Linked DNA regions of Mus musculus: all the other regions are linked to region 1. Evidence: chromatin loops called from intact Hi-C (ENCODE). Cell type or tissue: heart. All regions are shown on one strand. Links, peaks and the distances in the headings refer to the core of each region. The heading gives the core; the rest is flanking DNA. Region 1 holds the start of Plxna4 (plexin A4). Region 2 overlaps Plxna4 (plexin A4). Region 3 overlaps Plxna4 (plexin A4). Region 4 overlaps Plxna4 (plexin A4).

Region 1 (4,467 bases), core at 832-3,331:
TGATGTTAAAGCCCCTCCCTGACTGAAATCCCGGCGCATTCCGGGGAAGCAGTGCCACGCTTCGGAAAGGCGTGTGTGCTGCCTTTACTGGGGAATCGCAGAGTCTGTTCCATATGCGCCGCCCTACAGAACTGCAGCCCCAGTTGCCTATGTGGCCTCCTCCCAGGCACCGGATCACCAAGATCTCCAGTTCTCTGCCCTTTAAATATCTCTCTGCCTTTCTCCTATTTAAAAGCAAAAAATCTCCGGGTGTCCAAAAAGCTAAGGGGCACAATTGCACTGGGCGGGTCTCATAAGACCTCCCATGACTTCTCCTGTCTTATAAAAACCAGTTAGGAAATGAAAGGAGCTAGAAACAGCAAAATCGTTCCCTCATCCTACCAGGCTGGATAGGAGAGTCAGTCATTTACTGAATCCCACCCTGAAAGTCCTGGGGAAGAGAAGTCTAGGTCCGGAGAGGAGAAGAACACGGGAAATCCCTGCTCCGGCTGCGATGCACCTACGCGGGTGTCCAGGTGGGACGTGGGCAGGTGCGTGAGCGCAGTGTGTGCCTGTGTGTGAGTATGTGTGTGTGCGCGCACGCGATTTGTGTTTTGCGTGTGTGTGTGTGTGTGTGTGTGTGTGTGTGTGTGTGTGCGTGTGTGTGTGTAGTGGGCTGCCTCAGAGCAGGCGAGGACTCCGGGACCGGACTCGCCACCTCCGCCCGCTCTGCCCAGCTGGCCCTGTGCCCGGCCGGCGGCTCCTTACCTGGAAGCGCGGCGTTTCCCTCCTTCAGCCCCAGCGCCGCATTGACACTGCAGATGGTGCCTGTACCGCTGCCTCTCGCCCTCCTCTGAACGTGTGCGTGTGCGCGCGTGTGGCTGCCTCCTCCAGCCCCAGCCCCGAACGCAAATACTCCACCGAGGCACGGGGAAGCCACGAGCAGCAGAGAAAAACGGAGGGGGCCAAATCAGAGCCTGCCGGGCTTGACAGCTCCTCTTGCAGCGTCCAAGGTGGGCGTAATGTCCAACAAAAAGGTCAGGAAATGAAGATCAATTCCAAGCACCCCTAGCTTCCATCCAGCCCCGGAGCCCAAGCAGCGACAGCGGTGGCTCTCAGGGGCTGCGGCGGCGACGCGGGGCTGCCCCCCTTCGTCCCCACCCCCGCGGGCTGAATGTCCTTGATGCCAAGCGGGCACGGCGGCGTCACTCCGCGCCGCCCATGCTAGCCGGGTCGGGCCGCTGCCCGGGCGCGGCGGCGAGTACGTTGGGGACCCGCCGGGGAGCGCTCTCCGATCCTCTGCGCGCCTCCCTGGGCAGTGACGGCCACCCCCTGGCAGCCCGGGGCTGGCTGCGCCGCTGTCGCCCCCAACCCTGGCCGGGGACTAGCCGGGCAGTGCCCAGGGGCCGGGGCTGGGGGGCCTCGGAAGCCGCCGGCAGCTCCCCGGGGAGGCGCGGAGCTGCGGTGGTAGCAGCGACGGCGGCGGCTAGCGCTGCGGCGGCCAAGAGCGCGGCCGTAGTCCAAGCCGAGCCTCCCAGGCGCGTCCCCGGCCCCCCGGGCGGGCTGCTCGCAAAGTTTGCAGGGGGCAGGGAGCGGGGCCGCCGCTGGCTCGGCCGCCGCCGGAGCTCCCGGGCTGCCTGCTGCCGCCGCGGCTCGCTGCTGCTGTGCATTGAAGCCCGGCCAAGCGCTGCAAAAACTCCAGCTGCCTGGCGCTCTCTGGGTCCTCCTCTCCTCCCTCCCGCCCTCCCTGCTTCCCTTCCTCCCTCCCTCTCCTCGCCTCCTCCCCTCCCCGCCGCCCGCGGCCCGCCGCCGCCGCCGCCGCTGCCGCCGCCGCCGCCGCTCCCTCTCTGGCTCGCTAGCTGGCTCGGAGCTCGCGACTGACATCTAGACCAAGGTAGAGCGGCCGGCAGAGGGGGCAGGGGGCGCTTCCCCGCACGCTGCCGCCACTGGCCCGCCTGCTCTTCCCCAGTGTGGACGTTTGCAGACACCCCCTGGGTCTTCTTGGCTTCCTCGAGTCACCCTGGCGGTGGAGACACAGGGCAGAGTGGTGCATATATGGTGCCACCAAGTGCACTTGGATCGGGGCATACTCCCAAGCAGGCATGTGGTGCAGGCGGTCAGAGGCACTTCTGGGTGTTCCTAACAGACACCAGCCAAACATACATCCATTCCTAACCTAGAATCCCTGTCCAGCCCCACCAACCAAGGTAATCCTACACAGAGCACTAGAGGATGCCCAAACCCAAGGTTTCTTCTAGTCCTAGGACAGAAATGAATGGCCAATGCCACAGAGCTTGTTAGGTAACCTGATCTGTCCAGAGGCTGACCTTGCTTCACTGTCTCTGAAGCCCTAGGTCCTGGGCCATGTCCTAAACATAACCCAGACATTGCCAACATCAGAATAGTTTCAGAAGCCCAAAGGAAGAAATCCAGAGGTTGCTTAAATTGAGAGAGCATCTGGCAGGCAGGGAAATAGGTGAGGCTGCACTATCTAGAATATCTCTACAAAGACCCCCTCCAGTTAATGAGCCCAACGACCAAAATAAATAAATAAAAATAAAACAATTTTCAAAAGGATGCCCACCTATTTGTCTACCCAACTCTGCATGCTAAGTTCAAGGAAATGGCTCTGTCAGCCAAGTTCAGTAAGACTAGCCATTCATCAAAGAAAGACCTCTCCAGGAGCTTATGGTTTGGGGTTCCTGACCCACTCTCCCATGACACTTTCTTCAACCTCAGTCACTTCCTGCGCATAACTGTCCCTCCCACCAAAACCTCTCAGAATCTGCTTACTAGGAAAAGGTTGACAGTGGTATAAATTCCTTCCCCTTCTTATAGGGGTAATGTTTTCACAAACATCAAAGTTATACCCTCGGTAGACTTTCGAGGTGACAAGTTGGACAAGCTTCCGGGCAGGTAGCACACTTGGGTCGGGTTGGACTTACCACCCAGGACCTTGTTGAAAGTGCTCCCACCAGAAGGACACAATGAATCAAGTGTAAGCATGAAGAAGCCAGCCAGCCAGACATTTCTCTAGTTACAGGGTGTTCCAGGAGACAGCATGGAGCCCTGTTAGGCTCTGGTTGTCTGCTGAGCATCGCATGGCCCAGAAGACAGCAAGGGTTATCTTATTAGCTCCCTGTAATACATTGATCTGGCTCCTCTCTTCTCTGAAACGCTGGATCCCAGACCCAAGATAAGCACACAATATCAAGTTAGTTTCACAAGCCCAGAGAAACACAGAACAATAACTCCATGTTGCTGCTGCTTTGACATCCTCCTTCCAGAACTAAGGGAGCCCCGGGGCCAAGTGTCTGTCTGACATGACGCCTCAGAGACACTCATGCAAAATCAAAGGAAGCTGTCCCCACAGGTCTTAGTAAGGCTTGCCTCACCAGGGCCTAAACTCACTCAGAAGAGTCTCCTGAAATTGGCACATGACACCTTCATAACAGGCTCACCCCAGAAGTGACAGCCTAAAAGCCCCACAGAAAACCCACCAGGCTGCTTAAATAATGCACTTCACTAAAGGATACAGGAGATCCGATTGTCAGTTGGCTGTAGGGGACTTATGTGAAAATGCTCAAAGGGAGAGGAAGTAAGAACTTACTCTAAGCCCTTCTCAGCCAATCATCCAAGCAAGTCTTTGTCACCCTGCCTAGATGTCTTTTCTGCCCCTTGTAGTGCGTGTGTGTGTGTGTGTGTGTGTGTGTGTGTGTGTGTGTGTCCTGATGGATGGACCAGAAGTCAGACTTTTTTTTTTCTAGAGGTAGCAAACAAAATGTGCTTATTGTTCTTTATCTCCTGCCTAGTGTGTGCAATCATTTGTTTTCATTCAGAGGAGTCAGCATTGTGTGGTACCTGAAGAGTAATGACAGAGGCCAGTGACAGGGAAAGAATGTGCAGAAAGCTGGACCAACAAAGGACAGGTGCAGCCCCTGCCTGTCCTCCTCTTCTTAATAGGGCCTTCCCTCACGCTGCCTTTGCCTTTCTTGACTTCTATTGAATACCACAGGGGGAAGGCAGGCTGGAAACAGTTACAGCTTCCCACCATTGTAAGAATGGCAGAAAGGGTCAAACTAGCCACAGCAAGAGACTTGATGGCCTATTGAAGGTTTCCTCAACTCTAGGATGGGGGCGGGGGGATGGGTAAGGTCGACTGTCTTACTCCTTGACTTTACTATTGACCACCACTATCATTCGCACAGGTGTGCGCTTCAGTGGCCTTCCCTTGCGTGCCCGCCACATTTATACCTTCTCATTGCAGTGGCATTCACAAGAAATACAAGCCCTATGAGCCTGATTTGAAACTCTAATGCAGTGTGTATGAAAGGAGTCTGCATTCCCTGTCTCAGGAAAGTATCTGTTTCTCCAGGGGTACAATACAGGGAGGCAAGCCCTTAGCTTCCCTGGCTCTTCCCATGAATTAGTAGCCTGGAAAAGGCAGCTCTGTGTAGTGGTCCAGGTCACGCTTCTTCTACACTTGCT
Region 2 (4,467 bases), core at 622-3,121, 69 kb before region 1:
CAGCACTCACAGAAAGCTAGAGGGAGGAGCCATCTGTACTGGGGTCTTTCTTGGTTCTCTGTCTCCACAGTCTCTGGACCAACTCCTGCCCACTCCCTTAGGCCTAAGAGATAGTAACAGCGATCTCATTGTTATTAACTGAAAAAATACAGCTCTACCCCCTGAAGAAAGCAGTCTTTTAAGAAGACTCTTATTACCTTCTGCTCAAAATACCTAATTTGCACATACTGTTACCGGCCAGAACTGTAACTACTAACAACAGAAGCATGTGATCATTTTATACATTTGTATAAATGTATAAAATTTTACACCTAAGGAATGTCAGCTTATGGGACTTTACCACCAAAACTGGGCAGAGTGGCCAAAGTAGTCGATAGTCGGTCTTTAACCATCTCATTTGATCCCAGCCTCTCACTCAAGAGCTGGGCTGTACTTCTTGTTATGCACACAGAATTGCCAAGGCTGACCCCCTTCTGTGGGCCACCCATTGCAACTGCTGTCCCAGACCCTCTTTGTCCTTCCTGCCTCCTCTACAAGAAGGTACAGTGAGGTTAAATTAAAAGCCCATATCCCCTAGCCCTCCCAGCTGCAGAGGTCACCAGCCCCGCGCCCCTGGGTACATGACCCAGCTCTGAGCTCTCCTATCATTTTAATGAGATAGATCTTGGCTGCCCCCAATGCTAAGGACTCCTCTGTCTCCTATAATGTGGACTCCTCTGCCTCCTACAATTTTCTTCAAAACAAGAGAAAAAGTAATTCAGAAACCATCTAAAAATAAATAAACAAACGAACAAACAAACAAATCATCTCTAGGGACAAAATTGCCATCCATCCTAGCAGTTCCCTTTACTTCTATTCATTGTACTTTCTGCATGAGCTTTCAGCAATCCCATTTCTTCCAGATTGGATGAAATAAGGGATGGGATAGCCAATGCCTTATTTAGGGGCATCTCTGCTCTGTGGGATTTCTCATTCTCCCAAGGTCTTAAAACAATGGGGTTATAAGATGAGAGAACTTGTTAAAATAATAGAAATCACCCCAGCATGAAGAAAGCACAGATTAGCTGAACACCCAGAAAAGAGGGAAAAAATACAACAATAAAGACTTTACATTATCAGCCAAAGTTCTGTGAAAGAGCACCTCAGCATGACATTAGAGGAAGAAGACCCTTGCAGAAGGAAACCCCACCCTAACAGCAGCCCTGTAATCTGAGGGCCTTCATATTTACCCACATAGTTCAAAAGTACACTCAGAGCCTGTACAACACAGGCAAGCTATTGTAGGACTTCTGTGTCAGGCTGTTGTCAGTTTCGTGTCAAGTCATGTAAAAGGCAGTAGAGCCTGACTTATTGCATAAGGTGAAGTATGAAGTTCTGTGACATATGACAGCACACTTTGGGAGTTCTTACTTGAGAAGAGGAAACAAGGAGCAGGCTATCTATCAGAAACCTTGTTGGGGAGTAGAATTTGAGCCACACCATGAACTTGCAGAGGATATGCCAAGCTAGGAGAAAAGCACCTTCTTGGGAGAGTGTCCACAATGGAAGTATCCAACCAGAGTGGGGATGAGGGAGATAAGGTTTGGAAAACACCGCTCACGAATCAGGAAGAAGATGTGGCAGAAGAGAGAATTACTGAGAAGTCATGACTAAAATGCCCAGAGCTGAGGAAAGAGTAAAAACTTAATTAAAACACAGAGAAGTTTCCCAGAGAGGCCCCTCCACGCCCTCATCTTCATGGAGGAGAGTTAAGAACTGAAGTTCTTAACTCTGGCACATATATGTGCACCCCCACATGTACACACACAATCCATCCATCCATCCATCCATCCATCCATCCATCCATCAATGAAATATAAATTAAAGATGGTGATGAGGGAGCTCAGACCACTGATTCCCCATTCAGTGCTCTTCCTATCACGTTTGGCCTCTTCTGACTTTATCGAAACCTGTTCCAACATCTGTTCCCCAGCCTTTGAAAGTGACAGCTATTCGGGCACCATATGCTCTGCTGGCTAACAGGGCTCTCACTGCAGCTCTGCCAAGAGCCAAATTCCAGAGGGGCTGGTATGCTCACTACAGACAGGCACAGGCAGGTTGGGGCACAGCCACCAGCCCTTTGGGAGAGGACTTCCAGCAGAGCCTGTATCAGAGCATGCCACGTGCCAACCACTTGGCCCATCTTACTGTACACACTTGCAGACCCACAGCCAATCCACAGCTCTCCAATCAGTGCCAGGTCAGACAAGGAGGACTGTAGTCATGACTATACTGGGCTGGAAGGGTCCAGAGCTCATTCACCATCTTCTATTAGGCACCAAAAAAGATACATTTATGCATCTCAAATACTTATCACTTCTATCTTGGGATGGTGAAATTACTGTTCCTGGAGGGGAGCAGAACTCACAAGAAACAATAATGCATGCTGGGAATGAAGAGCGTGTGTTTCTCTCTCTCTCTCTCTCTCTGTCTCTGTCTCTGTCTCTGTCTCTCTCTCTCTCTGTCTCTCTCTGTCTCTCTCTCTCTATCTCTCTCTCTCTCTCTCTCTCTCCCAGGAAAATGATTGATTAGAAAACAAGAAACAGAGAAAGAGAAGTGGACATGGTATGGATAAGCATGTGGGCACCAGCTGAACTCACTAAAGACACCACTGTGGGCCTGGCCAATGCCAATCTTCCCACCACATCTCAGAACCCACAGATGGGCAGAGCCAACAGCCACCTCTTAGGGTCACCTAAGGTTATTCTGATCTCACAAGACTGAAAAACTGGGTCTTCCAAAGGGTGAGAGTGTCTCTCCTAAGATATTAACCATGTAAATGGTGTCTTTAGTCCAAGAATGCCCTATTGGTATTCCTAGTCAAAAAAAAAGGAAAAAAAAAAGGTCTAGAAAGGACTGTCTGATACTTCTAATTACTCTCATTCAAAAAGACATTTAGCTGATTTTAAAATAATCTTAAAATTAAAAAGTACCAACCTTGATTCTTCCACTTACAAAATCAAATCATTTCAGAAGATTCTGAAGAGTCTCCTGAACCGGGCAGGGTGGGTGAGGGGACTGAGGACAGGTCACCCCACAGTCCAAATCAAACCCAAACACACTACTATCTCCTCTTTGTGAAATCATCCCCTTAGCTCTGAGTGGTCTCAGGGGAGATGGAACTCATTTTTAGAAGCTTATCATCATTTTGATTAAAGCAGTTGGGACTGCCTTTGTTTTATATAGCAAGTTTTGAAGAGCTCAAACTAATTTTCATGAAGTGCTACCATCCTCTCAGATTCCTGAGTGCCAGGAAGAAAGTTATTATAGAGCAGTTTAAAATAGCAATTAGCTCACAAAATTCCTTCAGAATTTACAAGTTGTCTTCACGTACATTACCTAGCTTTGATTTCATTGTTCGCCATGACCCTGTTGAGCTACCATTCAATGTGGACTATGGATTGCTGGGGCTATCTTGTAACCCAACGGGGTAGGTATGAAGAAGATAATCAAAGAATGACGCCATTAGAGAACAGAAGTAAGCAGAGTTGCCCAGGTCCCAGCTCAGGAAGTATAGATATCTAGGTGGTGTGCATGACACCATCTGGGTGCCTGTCCTACCCATGCGCATGAGCCAAAAGCTTTCCCCTTTCCATAAGCTAGTTCAGGTTTCATTTTCTGGAGTCATTAATGAAAGAATCTTGTTTTCTATTACTGTGATGAAATACCATGACCGCATGCAAGTTGGGGGTGGGACATTATTTCAGTTTATGTCTCCACATCTCAGTCTATCACAGAAAGAAATCAGGACAGGAACTCTAATAGACCAGGAACCTAGAAGCAGAAACTGACACAAAGGAAGAGTGCTGCTTACTGGTTTGTGAAGGCATAGCTTGTTCAGCCTACTTTCTTTTAGAACCCAGGATCACCAGCTCAGGGGTGGCACTATACACAGTGGGCACTCCCATATCAATCTTTAACCAGTAAAACACCCTATAAGCTAGCCCAAAGGCCAGTGTGGTGGAGGCATTGTTATCCCTCTTCCCAAATGAATGCAGCTCATGTCAAGTTGACAAAACTAACCAGGGCAAATTCTAAGTAAAAAAGAGAGAAATCTAAAATGTCTACTGCTACATATCTCTACCAGACTCTTCTTTTATGAGATTAAGTAACAAGCCTAAGAGAATGTGTCCCCTGACCATTCACATGGTGATAAATATCCCAAGTAAGATTTGGGGGTAAGCATGAGTATACAGTCTTTCATAACCACATGCAGCTCCCCTAAGTTCAGGCTGTACCCCCACAAACCTTCCAAGGTTTCTACCTGTTCATGGTTTCATTCACGTCTCAATTGAAGCCTTCTCTGACCCCAGGAAGAATCTAAGATGCCCTGATCATGTATTAGTACAGTAACCAGTGCCCATCATAGACTTTCTGATGACAAAAGGTTAAATTCATCCCTATTTGTTGTCCTTGCTAATATCCTGA
Region 3 (4,467 bases), core at 1,297-3,796, 110 kb before region 1:
GCAGGGAGAATTCTAGTAGCTTTCATTATGAAATCTCTCCAGACACCAGGAGAAAGCCTTCAGTCCTACATACAGTGAAACCTCAAGTCCAGTCGATGAGACCTCCACAGAGGTTGGGAACTCTTACTCAATGCCTAAGAAAGAGACCAATGCCTAGGATAGAGCTAATGATTCAACTAGGGTGGCTTGCGTGGCTCAACAAGTTGGGGGAACTCTCTCTCATCTAGCTTCTATCAGAGAACCTCAAGTACTATACTTGGGAACTACAGAAAATTTGGCAGGATCCTCAGGCTCTGTAAAAACTTAGCCCACTATCTCTCTGTCTCTCAAGTCCATCCCCTGAGATGTCCAACCTCACAGTCTCATTGGCAATTCTTCAGGAGTTGTATAGGACCCTCTGCTTGTGGTGGGAAGAATCTAGAACCCCTCAGTCTCTCTGATCTGCACAGACTGTATGCCACCTGACATATCAAAGGGGACTTAGAAGGTGACAAGGTTAAGGACCTTGAGGTAGAGAGAGAGCACCCTACATGATAGGCATGCTTAGATCACATCAGGGCATAAAATCAAAGGCCTTTTCCTGGCTATGGTCACAGGGAGCCAAGGCAATGGAAGAAAGTAGGAGAGGCGCAATGCTGTTGGCTTTAGGGATGGAGCAGGACAGCACTGGCCAAGGAATGTGAGGGCCTCTACCAGCAGTTGCAGGCCAGGAAACAGATTGCCCTCAAGAGCCTCTAGGTAGAAAGGAAGCCCTGCTAGCACCTTAGTTTTAGCCCAGTGACACCTGTGTGGCATTCTGACCTCTAGGCAGTAAGACAATAGCATTGGCCTTAACTCAGCAAGCCCCTGAAATGTATTCACAGCAGTAGGAACCTAGCATATTGCTGGTCCATGGTGAGGCAGGTCCCACCCTCTCCTTGTCCTTGGGCTCCCCTGAAGGGGCTACTGACTTGAGATTTCCAGCAGAAAAGCTCTTCTGCCTCTGTTGGAACCCCTAGGGATGACCTAGAAGTTAGCTCTCATTCAGCCCCCTGGCAGGGAGCAGAGCTCTATCTTCCCTTTGAGTTCTTGGGGGTCTGGTTTGTTCAAGGACCCACCAGCTCTTGTTACTAACTCCTGGAACTCTAAAGTATTTGCCAAAATGGAGGGAGGGGCAGGGGGAGCAGAACTCTCACCCTCTGATCCCAGTCACCCACCCGATTACCCTTCCTGCGTTAGGCTCCCAGTGACTGCATTCAAAGGAGAGCAAAGCAGGACGTATGTGTGCTGGCTCACCTTGTACAGCACTCCCTACCTTGTTATTTGCTTGCTTGTTTATTTTCCAGACTCTTAAACATACTGTGCCATCTTAAACCACCCAGCAGGACATACCTGCAGCATTTCGAACCTTGTCTGATAAGCCAAGCATCAAAGCCACGTGTGTGGGCATGGGTTTCTCAGCACCTGTGCTTAGTAGGAAACTCAAGGAAGTTGTTAGCTTTAAGCCCCTCTGCTATCTCCCAAGAGGTCAGTCGGAGTCAACCTGGCATTTCTCTTCCCCCCCCACACACACCCCTAAGATTCCCTTCCCTTCCCTCATACTTGCTTTTAACAAATTTTTTCCATATTTTCATTTCTTTTTCTTGGACTACAGAAAGGTCTTTGTAAGCACAAAGCCAGATCTTGCCTTGCTCAGAAATATTTTCCTCACTGACTCTTGCTTGTTAGTTTTAATGTTTATCCTGGTCAATTGTTCCAAACATGAAATACCCATCTCTAAAGGGTTCCTCAAACCTGCCCTTGTTTTTGTTTTATTGTGGTGGTGGTGTTGTTTTGTTTTCAATATCTTCTGTATCATCTTACCTAAGCTTCAGACTGACCCTGTAAGCTGCCAAGATCTGCTATGAGTAGAAAAGCAAACGCTTGATACAGAGAACCCCGTAGGATCAAAAGACAGCGGGAAGAATTGTCTAAGGAAGAAAGAAAGCTCCTCTCACCAGACAACAGTGATCACAGCAAAAGCTAGGGCAGATCATTCCGCAGACCTACCCATCCCCCTCCTGGCTGACTACCTCCCAAGCCAGGCAGGGGCCCTGGAACCCAGTTCCGGGCTGTCAGCAGAGATAAATTTAGCACCAATGATCTCATCTTGCAGAGCAGCCTCAGGGCCTCAGAGTGCTCAGGGAAACATCACTTGGACAAGCTGAGAAGTGACAGACACTACTGGCCCCTACAACATAGGTGGCAGGCAAAAAGTTCCCCTTAGAGGGACACTAAGCCCATGAGGAGCAGTGGCCAGAGTGTGGCCAGCAGGTGGCAGGCTGAAGGAGCTGAGACATGGACACCCTGAACTTCCCAGGGTCTCCCAGACCTGGGCAATGAAGCTGAAGGCTCACAGCAAGTCCACAGATGATCAGAACTGCTAAGATCTGGATGAAGAACAAGCAGTGCCAAGCATTCTCACTGTAGAGATATGGCCCATGTCCCAGCAAGTCCCTCCCTACCCCATCAGGATATTATGTGGTGGAGTATTTATAGATACAACAGTGGGCAGAAGGCAGAAGTGGCTGGAGCCCATTGCTCTGCCTCCTGCCAATAATATAAGCCCAACAAAGAGGACAATCTCCCTTGTCCTTTACAGAAAAGAATGGAAACTTGTCACAACTGCAAACTTTCAAGTTCTTCCACTGAGATAAGCTTCCCTTTCTGGCTTGCCCTGCTGGTGACTTGCTGACCAGTTCCCCCAAGGTTTCTTAGTATGTGTCACAGTGAGGCTTTCGGTTTGCAGATCCTGGAGTAAAACATTTACGAGGGTTCCAACCACTGGGTCATGGTGCCAGGACAGTTCTTCAGCTGGAGTAAGGTTTCTTGGCTCCAACCTCTGCAACCACAAACCTTTCTGATGGAGGGAGGATGGCATGAAAGTCACTCAAGAGAATGGACTTGACACTTGCAAAAAAGGACAAAATAAGCAGCTATTTCTAGGAGGTAGGTCCCACCCTAAAGTGCAATGCATATTATGCTATTAAAGGGGATGGGAAGTGATGAGAAATAGATGTTGTCACCTAAGAAAGGCCAGGCTCACATCTCAACACACCAGGGCCACCCCATGTCAGTTTCAGTCACATTAGAGGAAATCAATTCCCAAGAACAAAGGCCTTCGGTTTGATCAATGCCATTCCTGGGAATCACCCAGGACACATAATTGAGGGGCTGTCAGAGAAATCAAAACACACTGAGAAGTTGGGGTGATCACCAAGGTCTAAGTCCTTCTGCCGGGGGGCAATGTGAGCGATGTTACAAAAGAGAGGAGAGTGTCACAGGCAAGAGAGTAGGGTGGACAGCACTTTTGCAGGTGAAGAGTTCAAAGCTTCAAAGAAAGGTGGTAAGATACAGAGCCAGGATGAACGATAGTGCAGACAGTTAGCCAGCAGAAGGTCCCACAGGGTAAGGCACAGGGTAAGGCACAGAGGAAAAGGCCAGTACTGTGTCAAGGTCACACCACCTGGGGTCTTGACGCTTTAGAGGGAGAATTAAAATTAGTCTGGATTGTTCTACATTTATTCTTAAAAGTCAAAATGATATTTTTTTTTCTGTTCTCTTAATTAAGCATAAACTTATAAATCTAGGGCCTTGTTTCCGGGCTATGGGAAGTGGAGGAGGGAGTCCAGAGTCTCAGCTTCCTGAGCTCTGCCTGTCTCCTTCTCCCAGGTCATTGGTTCCAGGAACAATGCCTCCCTGCCACAGGGACCCAGAGGGCTGCTCAGCTGAGTCACATGGCCTCTTCTTCCCTAGGATACACACACACACACACACACACCACTCCCACTCCCACCCAGCCCCATAAGGGCTGGCTAAGGCATCTATTTGGAGCTTCTGATTGTCCCCTGGTTATGCTGACCTCTGAGGATTTCCTACACTCTGCTGTCCTACCTCACCCCAATTCACACGGCTGTTCATATCCCTGAAGGTTGAAGTTGCTCCTTAGAGCTATACCATACAAAGAAAGTCAGAGATATTTGCTATCCTCTTTTATATTTTCTCCTGCTGTATAAAAAGCAAACAAACAGTCTACAGGGTCTGGGGAGTAGTGAAGAGTGCATGGCATGCAAGCAGGAGGACGTGGGTTCAGATTCCCAGCAGCCATGTTAAAAAACTGGGCATGGACTATGAACCTCTGTAGCTCCAATATGATCTGTGGGCTCACGTGCCAGTTAGCTTGACCAGAAGGCCAGTGAACACCAGTAAAAGACCCTGTCTCAAAGGAATAAAGTAGGGAGCAAGACAACTGACATCCTCCACAGGCCTTGACACACACACACACACACACACACACACACACACACACACACCTACACACGTGTGCACACACAAGCTAAACAAATAACAATCGATGGCTTTATCATACAAGAGGAGAAAGTTGGAACATGTATGTAATCAATTTGTCTCAAACCTGAGGTGTAGCCACAAACAAAGTTGAGATTTTCC
Region 4 (4,467 bases), core at 698-3,197, 130 kb before region 1:
CAAGGAGAGACCAATGGCTCAAAACCTCCTACCTTAGATGATCATTTCAGGGACACTGTACTCCAAGGAAATGAGGGGATGAAACCTGGCCCCACCAAGGAGTGAAGGGGCACTGGGCTTGCCTGTCACATACAGCCGCCTACATCTACCAAGCTCTGTAAGGTCTTCATCCAGAACCACGGGTGCAGTTCCTCCAGGGCTTGGACACAGAGCAAAGTTTTCTGACAATGCTGTTGCCTCTAATAAGACACCATCCTCTCCATTCCTCTTGGGTACCAACTCCTGCTTGTTATCTCTCAGATTTTTCTCCCATCCAGGAAGATGATGACTGTCATTTGGGTCCCTCTACATACAGATCAGCAAACTATCCACAGAAGCTGAGTGCATTCAGGCTTACACAGGAAGTTGTTAAAGGTATGGGGCTGGAATGTAGCTCTGGAACTATGTGGCCTTTTCTGTTCCTTGCTGTCATTACTTAGTGTTTGTCTTCCTAAAACTGAGAGACAACAACAAAGCCCCAGTCTCTCCTTGTTTTCTAGGAATCCATACCACATGGTTCCCAAAGGATGGAGAATGTTCCCACCTGCAGACAAGTCTTCCCACAGAGGCAGATGTTATCTCAGGCTGCATCAGAAAGCCTAGACCATAAATGATTCTGAAACATGAGTTCTGTTGTTAATGGGGAGCTCAAAGGGTCCGTTAATTCCATTACTGCCTCGGCAGCAGCAATGACTCTCATTTCCTTTGTCTCCTTTTCCTCCCCATCTCCAGTCATTCAGTTCAAATAAAACTGGGATAGGGGTGGGGCACCAAGACCAGAACCCTACCATGCCTGAATCAGGTGAACACTCCAGCATTCTCGAAGCAAAAGAATCTTCTCAACCTGCTATAGAATCAAAGCCTTACCATCCCTCAAAAGCTCCCCCTGCCCGTGGTGGGTCTCATTAGCTCTTTCTTAGGAATTCGAGACTAGTTTTTGCATATCCTTGAGTAAGATCTGTATTCTACATTGACCTGGAGTGCTCTGGGCAAGTTAGTGGCCCAGAGGCTCAGCTATATAGAGCAGTTGCTATGTCTCTGTTTTCACCACTCAGGATACCAGCAGAGGTTAATTGTTTCAAACTCACCCAATCACTCAAGGTTTAGAAACCTCCAGAAAGAATACCGACACTTTTAGGTCACCTTGCCTTTATATCTTAGCCTGTGAGGTATGGAATGTATGAGTTCGAAGATCCTACTTGCTACCGTACACATTTAAAACCTGAGATGGGTTCTTCCACCCCACAGGAGACCATGTCTCAAAGGAAATGGAGAGACTAGATCTGGCCAGCCCTGCTCTCTCCAAGTCAGGCTCACTCTCTACAGCTGAGGCCTCAGGTATCCTTGGCTGGGGAATGACTCTGGGCTAGCTGGATTCTCCACCTGTATGCATATGTATTCATTCTCTCTCTCTCTCTCTCTCTCTCTCTCTCTCTCTCTCTCTCTCTCCCACCCCCTACACTCCTGTGTTCCCTGTATTACCATGGACAGCTATGGTGGTATCCATCAGCACTTTCACCAACAAGAACCCATGTGCTGAGCAACGCAGAAGGCATTTGGGAGCCAGACGATGACGGGGATGATGAATGCAGTCCCCAGAAAAATCCAGGAGCTAAAGAACACACAGAAAAAAAATGCGTATTTAAAAACAGAAAAGTCTATTCCCACGTGGAATCTTTAGAGCTTCTTACATTGTTTTCTTATGACAAGGGAGTGGGGGTGGGGAGATGTGCTTTTTTTTTTTTTTAATTGATGTCTGTGCTTTGATGTGCCTGGTGGACTGGGCAGGTGACAAAATGTCTCTGCCTTGGAGAGTCTGTCTAGGAGAAGAAGGCAAGTGGCTGGTCTGTGGGCCCAGTGAGACTTCACGTGACCGAGCATAACCAGGCTCTGACACTGCATCGGCAGCCTGGAACAGACTGGGCATGTCAGACACCGCAGAGGCAGAGCTGTACAAGTTGTGTGTTTATTGGTTGGAAGTACTTTCCTGGAGATAGAGCCAATGATCTCCCTCTTCCGTAAATTAACAAACTGCTGTTTCCTTTATCCTCCGTGTGCACATTCTTCCTAAAAGGAAACTCAGAGCATCAGAAACCGAAGCATGACATCACACTTCCTTCCCCACCAAGCCCCTCCCATTCCAGAAGGGAACACTGGGAGGACACTCAAGAGGGTCTCAGCCTTTTCTCTGTTCTATTTTTAGTTCGGATCTGGCTTCTCCATGGGAGTCAGAACGAAGGCAAGAAGATGCTTTTCCTCCCCTGCTCTGACCACGGGACCATTTCCAAAAGAACTCGAAAATGTTTATCTGTCATCATCTTCCACAGCAAGGCATTCTGGCACTGTGCATTGAGCAAGAAGAATCAGACCAGCATGGCGAGATGGAAGAGCAAGGAATGAAAGGCCAACCACCTGCCTCCTGCATTTGTGTCCCGTCCTCTACGATGCTTTTCAAGTTTTTTCAGGCCTTTCCCACACAGGGAGCTTCAAACATGCCCACCTCTACCAAGCACATATAAGCAAGAAGGAAAGGAAGTGAAATATTCTGACACAGGAAAAATCCAATGGTAGCCACGGTGGGTTGGAGGGAGAGAGGGAAATGCTTAAAAAGGCACAGTAGAGATAGTTTCTAATCTCAGATCCTCCCTGAAATGGTTCCTGGAGAACAGCCACATGCACAGAGCACTGCATGCCAGGTGAGGGCCAAGGTTCTAGCTCCATGGAGTCCTACCAATCATGCCCATAGAGAAAGAAGCAAAGAAAGGCAGACCTGCTATCTGCCTATGAGCAACTCTATTCCAGTCCAAGTTTTCTCGGCTGGGAAGGGGAAGGGGCCAGGAGACATGAGCATCGATGCAAGGGTCAGAGAAACAAGTATCAGCTGCAAGGAGGCTCCCAAGATGGTCGGAAATGAAGGTCCTAATTACATTCCTCCATTGGTGATGACCTTGGGTCACCACACACCAGCAATTATTTACTCTGGCAAAGTGATTAGGGAATTGGGACTAGGGAATGGATACATATTGGGATAGAGACACGTGGGGCTTCCAAAGATGAGGTGGGCAGTGGGAATGATTCTGCTTTTGCATCTGCCTTTTTCCTAATTAGGGTCACCACAAACACCAGTTAGGGAGCTGGGTATCGCCTTATCCTTTTCTGCTTAGCTAGGAGCTCAGAAATGATGAGGAAGACTGAAAAGGAGAATGATGGGTAATGGGCTAAAGAAACAACTTCTCATCCACAGATGCAGATGCAAAGAAGGTATAAGATAAAGAAATTTCAGCAAAGGATGTAAGGAAAGCATTCATATCAGAACTGTAGAGCAGGAGGTTCAGAGAGACTGGAAACACAAGGTGACAGGAAGCCTAAGCTAGGACGAACAGTGTGGTCCAGGAGGAGTCCCACACATGGTCCCTGGACCAGCAGTAACCCCCAGGAGCTTGCTAGAATGCTGACCACTCAGGCCCTACCTTAGCTCCTTTTACTCAGGAACTGCATTAGCAAATCTAGTGATATGGAAGAGACGAGGCCTCTGAAGGAGTCTCACTCATATCCTGAAAAGAAAAAGGAAAAAGCCTGCAAGGTACAGGAACTCCAGCTTCCTAGTCCGTCTTGTGCCTACCACGGTGCTTGAAGTTCATCCTTGAGGTTAGGCTGAGGCTAGGCTTGACTTTCACTGCTCTCCGGCAATGCTGTCTGCTGTAAGCAGAATCTGCATCTGAGTTCATGGTTACTTTGGAAATAGAATTAGGGTTTTTCCACGTGCTGAACAGAACCCCAGTCTTGGCTCCCTGGTGTGGACAGCAGATACTCGCTTATCCAGTGGCCAACTGAGCTCCATGTGTTTATTATAACCTCACCATATATTGTATGCTGTATACTATAGAAGTCACCAATACTGCAATTGGAAGTCAGGGGTGCTTAGTGTACCTACTATGTGTTAGGGCATGTCTTGGGAACTTTGCACACATTGCCTCACTCAACCTATCTGATGGCAGAAGAAAGCAAGGATGTTGATCCTTGAAAAATCAAGGATGCTTAGTATGCCTACTATGTGCCAGGACATATCCCGGGAACTCCACACACATTACCTCCCTCAACCTTGCTGATGGCAAAAGAAAGCATATTCTGAGAGGTGATGTCACTTAGGGCCACATGCCAACCAAGACACATCTCAGACTTCCTATCCTTGGCTCTACATCACCCTGCCTTCTCAGTACCCTATTAGTGTTAAAATGGCAACAAGATCTCTTCATTTTCTTTGAAGTTTATTTGCAAGCCACAGAGCCAAAGCTGCTTCATTATGTATCTAGGAGGAGCTAGGTTTCTGTGAGAAACATGTGCTGGCACTAACAAAACCCAGGTTAGGGAAAAAAAATGGGAGAGAAAAAAATGCCAAAAGGGTCGAGGAGAAAACTGAGTTGGTGA

Evidence for each region. Peaks named below come from ENCODE experiments on the same cell type or tissue, not always from the same donor. Only the 100,000 strongest peaks of a DNase experiment are listed, where the experiment ranks them.
Region 2: a loop joins it to region 1, with 2.8 times the contacts of the local background. A loop is called at or near these places in 5 of 42 quality-filtered maps.
Region 3: a loop joins it to region 1, with 5 times the contacts of the local background. A loop is called at or near these places in 14 of 42 quality-filtered maps.
Region 4: a loop joins it to region 1, with 3 times the contacts of the local background. A loop is called at or near these places in 13 of 42 quality-filtered maps.

The regions. Positions count from the first base shown.
Region 1 is chr6:32,586,557-32,591,023 of GRCm38, forward strand. Plxna4 (plexin A4) reads right to left here and starts at 1,636. Exons shown (of 32, transcript NM_175750.3): 1 at 748-1,636. In heart, for the core only: a CTCF peak has its summit at 1,940; a DNase peak (open chromatin) is centred at 1,735; H3K4me3 peaks cover 1,427 bases; H3K27ac peaks cover 1,342 bases.
Region 2 is chr6:32,518,218-32,522,684 of GRCm38, forward strand. The region is part of intron 1 of Plxna4 (plexin A4); the gene reads right to left. Among named protein-coding and RNA genes, the nearest start is that of Plxna4os1, 9.3 kb to the left of the region's middle. In heart, for the core only: no CTCF peak of the experiment used is centred there; a DNase peak (open chromatin) is centred at 2,124.
Region 3 is chr6:32,477,215-32,481,681 of GRCm38, forward strand. All of the region lies in intron 3 of Plxna4 (plexin A4), which reads right to left. Among named protein-coding and RNA genes, the nearest start is that of Plxna4os1, 32 kb to the right of the region's middle. In heart, for the core only: a CTCF peak has its summit at 2,288 (motif pointing right); DNase peaks (open chromatin) are centred at 2,157 and 3,737; H3K4me3 peaks cover 448 bases; H3K27ac peaks cover 2,500 bases.
Region 4 is chr6:32,458,547-32,463,013 of GRCm38, forward strand. The region is part of intron 3 of Plxna4 (plexin A4); the gene reads right to left. Among named protein-coding and RNA genes, the nearest start is that of Plxna4os1, 50 kb to the right of the region's middle. In heart, for the core only: no CTCF peak of the experiment used is centred there; a DNase peak (open chromatin) is centred at 2,055; H3K27ac peaks cover 1,829 bases.